Linked DNA regions of Homo sapiens: region 1 is linked to region 2. Evidence: chromatin loops called from intact Hi-C (ENCODE). Cell type or tissue: B cell. All regions are shown on one strand.

The links. Hi-C counts contacts between places; a loop is a spot of excess contacts. Peaks named below come from ENCODE experiments on the same cell type or tissue, not always from the same donor. Only the 100,000 strongest peaks of a DNase experiment are listed, where the experiment ranks them.
Region 1: a loop joins it to region 2, with 15 times the contacts of the local background. A loop is called at or near these places in 7 of 110 quality-filtered maps.

The regions. Positions count from the first base shown.
Region 1 is chr3:143,763,696-143,766,195 of GRCh38, reverse strand. The region is part of intron 4 of SLC9A9 (solute carrier family 9 member A9); the gene reads left to right. Among named protein-coding and RNA genes, the nearest start is that of SLC9A9, 84 kb to the left of the region's middle. In B cell, a CTCF peak has its summit at 1,107; no DNase peak of the experiment used is centred here.
Region 2 is chr3:142,585,580-142,588,079 of GRCh38, reverse strand. No RefSeq gene overlaps it. Among named protein-coding and RNA genes, the nearest start is that of ATR, 8.1 kb to the right of the region's middle. In B cell, CTCF peaks have their summits at 893 and 1,092 (motif pointing left); a DNase peak (open chromatin) is centred at 1,069.

The DNA.
Region 1 (2,500 bases), 1.2 Mb before region 2:
TATTCCAGAACTTAGCATGCATCATCTATCAGGTATCTATTGCCTCAATAATGCTTCTTGACATACTGCCACAGAACTCAGTAGCTTAAGACAATAACAGCTCAAGAGTCCGCAGGTCAGGGCTTTAGGCTTTGCTCTGCTGGGTGATTCTTCTTGTATCAGTTGGTCTCATTCATGTGCCTAATATTTGCCTGGTATGACATAAGTGACTGGGCCACATGCCTCTCATCTTCTAGCAGGTTTGCCTGGACAGATGTGTTTTCATGGTTTTGGCTGAGATGTGACAGAAACAGCAAAAATTTACAAGGCTTTTTTAGGCTTCTGCTTAAGCCAAGTCTGCTAACATCCTATTGGACAAAGCAGGCTACATGCCTGAGGCTACAGTCAGAGAGGACACTGCAAAGGTACATGGCAAAAGGATGGAAGGGTGAGGAAGTGGGGCTGTTAATGCAATCATTTCACCATATATCCTGAATAAAAACTTAATTATGAATGAAAGTAATATTGAATTTGACTGTACAGGGCCCAGGTGATTTTGAGGCATAGATTATTTTGGTCACTTATATCAACAATCACGAATTTATATTTGTCACAGAGAGCAGTCTTTAGCACCATCTGACAATTGATGCTTTCTTTTGCAATAAAGAACAACTAGTATATAAATTATGTGTTATTTAATTCAATTTAATAAACATTAATTTACCACATATAGTGAATGAATAAACAGCCTATTGAGCAGCATAAATATAACAAGAGATCCCTACTGCACTCGAAATGGTCCCCATCTTTTCTAGTAGCATATCGACAGTGTGACACTCATACGATCTGAACCCAAGAAGTTAGAAAATAGGAATCTTGGCCAGGTGCAGTGGCTCATGCCTGTAATCCTAGCACTTTGGGAGGCCAAGGCAGGAGAATCCCTTGAGCCCAGGAGTTCAAGACCAGCCTGGGCAACGTAGGGAAACCCTGTCAAGAAAGAGAGAAAGAAAGAGAGAGAGAAAGGGAGGAAGGGTGGGCCTGAGGGAGGGAGGAAAGAAAGAAAGAGAGAAAGAAAGAAAAAGAAAGAAAGAGAGAAAGAAAGAAAAAGAGGGAAAGAAAGAAAGAGAGAAAGAAAAAGAAAGAGAGAAAAAGAGGGAAAGAAAGAAAGAAAAAGAAAGAGAAAGAGAGAAAGAAAGAGAAAGAGAGAAAGAAAGAAAGGAAGGAAGGAAGGAAGGAAGGAAGGAAAGAAAGAGAAACAAAAAGGAAGGAAGGAAGAAAGAAAAATGTTTCCTGGTTTAATTGGTGATGGACTCATACACATGAAACAAAATACCAGACATGGCCAGGCCTGGTGGCTCGCACCTATAATCCCAGCATTTTGGAAGGCCACAGTGGGAGGATCTCTTGAGGCCAGGAGTTAGAAACCAGTCTGGTCTACATAGTGAGACCCGATCTTTACAAAAGATAGATAGATAAATAAATAAATAAATAAAATAGTTGGGTATGGTAGTGCATGATGTAGTCCCAGTTATTTGGAAGGCTGAATAGGAGAATCACTTGAGTTCAAAGCTACAATGAGCCATTATCACACCACTGCACTGTAGCCTGGGCAACAGAGCAAGACCCTGCCTCAAAACCAACAAACAAACCCAGACATAATGAAGAAAAGATACAAAATTCAGGGAAGGAATTCTTAGCCTTTCTAGATCACTGGGGTGGCCACATGAGGTGGTGACTGTGCATCTAATAGTTTTCCAAAAGTTACTCTGAGGGCAGCAGTTGGCACTGCTTGTGGGAATATAAGTTGAATTGCATATATTACATTCCAAGGACGGAAAGAATTAGAAGTGTTCTATCTGGAAAGTGATACGCTATCATTGAAATTTCTCCAGTCTGCTGCACAGAAATAGGGTATGTTCACCCTGAGAAGCAGATGGGTGGGGGCATGACATAGACAGCATGACTTATTATGACTCTTTGACATAACTGAGAGAGCTCACATTGTATGTTATATACCTCAACAACTTTCTCCATCAGACTCTTGATGAGAATTAACAACTAGAAGAAAAATGGCTTTTCCTGAGGTTTTTCCTTTCCCTTTCCTTACCCTGTCAGAGTGGATTTTTTAAAAAAGAAGTGAAATTCTATAATATAAGCTTGGGAAAGAGAAGAAGGAAGAACCCAGTTATCCCTGTAAACAAAATGACATGTGATGGTCTTTCATGGTTTGGAGACCTTAGTAGAGACTGACCTATTAATGGTAACCCAGGAAATATGGATTCTCCTAGTTAAAAAGAAGCAACACACACTTATCATATTAGACTCTCAATAAATGCATGTGTGTAGAAAAAAAATTATTTGTCTTATTTAATGGCCCTATCCCCAACTTTCCAGGACTAAGAGATTTTACAACAGAGTTCTCACCTTAAAGATTCCACTAGATGGAGATCCTGAGCCATATTCCATGGTTTATGACAAAAAGAAATGTGAAAAAAAAAAAAATCAAACATTTTATTTTGCT
Region 2 (2,500 bases):
CCCAGATACTTTTTAAAAATCTTCTCATCCACATAAATTCAATGTGTAGCCAAAGTTAAGAACCACTACCCTAAAACAGTGCTAACTCAAAGTGTGGGCAGTGGACCAGCAGCAGTAGCATCTAGCAGCTTGTTAAAAATGCGAATTACTGAGTTTCCTTTCAGACCGATTGAATCAGAATTTCTCCAGGTGATTCTGATGCATGCTCAATTTTGAGAACTCTGAAACCTCTCTGCATTTTATTTACAGAGCTACTTGGAGGATAATAGCAGGTGAAAGTATTTTCAGAAAAGTAAAAATAGTAATCGCAAATACAAATAATCATACTATTCCGATATATTTTACATAATCTTAGGGTCATACTCAGGACCTAGCAATGAAAATGACAATAATTCATTACTGAAATAGAAATCTCTTGGAGACATAAAGAATTAGTCCATGTCCTTATTTCTGAATTGTCTCCAAATACAGTGGAGTGTTAGTTAGTTCTATAATACAGTCTTAGTAGATGTGAAACTGCCACAGGGATAGGAAGCCAAATGGCTTACTTTTAAGTTTCTTAAATATTTTGTTACTTTATGATGGCTTTTTTTTTGTAATGGGTTTTTGCAGTGTTTCCACTAAATGGGACAAGTGTATTGGTGCAGTTTGGCTATTCTGCACTATTAAATTTCAGAATATTGGCTTGTGGTTATGTTGTCTATTATTTGAGGCTTTACCCAAAGAAAACTAACAGACATGTGCCCCCTTTTACCCTTTATCTATGTCTGACAATATTCCATACATAGCCAAGCTATTAAAGAAGAGAAATGTCGTGGTCTTTGGGTTTTAAGAAGGTTGCTCTGACTGCTGTGTAGAACAACTCCAAACAACATCAGCATCATCTAGAAGCTTGTTAAAAATGCATATTATTGAATGTGTGTGTACCAAGAGGTGTCCACTGAAGTTCATTCGGATGTAGAAAGGAACTTGTAAAACTGTTGCATTATGTTGGAACTTGCATAGCTAACCAACCAGGAGTTTGGGCATCTGGCTGAGAACCAAGTCTATCTTAGTCTCAACTGGGTTGTAGTACCACCTGGTGGTCATTTTCCACTCTAGTTTAATCATGAATGGGGACAATTCTATACACATGGCTGACTGGAATTCCAGAACACTGACTGATGCCCCTTTGGCAACTTGATCTGTGACACTGGGCTTAGGAAATACCAGGGACACTGGGACCTATCCACACCAACCACTCTGCTTCCTGCCTCACCCTCTCCTCCAAACTCCTACTCCCCAAATGATAAAAAGAGGGCTGACAGGAATGCAGGAATCAATTAGTAGTTGTATTATGTTCAAATTTACATTATCATGAAATTCATGTACATTAGGATGTAGAACTATATATGGTTAATAAAAATGTGCACATATTAGGATACAAATTTTTAAAATTTCAAGAGTACTACTGAATAATAATTTTTAAAAAGTTGGATAACAAATGCTGGCAAGGATGTGGAGAAAAGGGAACCCTTGTACACTGTTGGTGAGAATGTCAATTAGTACAACCACTATGGAGAACAGTGTGGAGGTGCCTCAAAAAACTAAAACTAGAACTACCATATGATCCAGCAATCCCACTGCTAAGTATATACCCAAAAGAAAGGAAATTGGTTTATCAAAGAGATAACTGCACTCCCATGTTTATTGCAGCACTATTCACAATAACCAAGATTTAGAAGCAACCTAAGTGTTCATCAACAGATGAATGGATAAAGAAAATGTGATACATGTACACAACGGAGTAGTATTCAGCCATAAAAAAGAATGAGATCCTGTTATTTGCAACCACATGGATGAAACTGGAGGTCATTATGTTAAGTGAATTAAGCCAGGCACAGAAAGACAAACTTCACATGTTCTCACTTATTTGTGGGAGCTAAAAATAAAAACAATTGAACTCATGGAGATACAGAGTAAAATGATGGTTACCAGAGGCTGGGAAGGGTAGTGGGGGGGTGACGGGTGTGCGGTAGGGATGGTTAATGGGTACAAAATATAGTTAGATAGAATAAGTATTTGAGCCTGTAATCCTAGCACTTCAGGAGACTGAAGCAGGCCGATCACTTGAGCCCAGGAGTTCAACACCAGCCTAGGCAACATGGCAAAACCCCCGTCTCTACAAAAAACACCAAAATTAGCCAGCTGAGGTGGTGTGCACTTGTAGTCTCAGCTACTCAGGAGGCTGAGGTGGGAAAATCACTTCAGCCTGGAAGCCCAAGGCTGCAGTACACCAAGATCAGGCCACTGTAGTCCAGCCTGGACAACAGATGAGACCTTGTCTCAAAAAAGAAAAAAGATCTAGCATTTGATTGCAGAACAGGGTGACTACAGTCAAACATTTATTGTACATTTTTAAATGAATATAATTGGATTGTTTGTAACACAAAAGATAAATGCTTGAGGTGATGGATACCCCATTTACCCTGATGTGATTATTACACATTGTGTGCCTGTA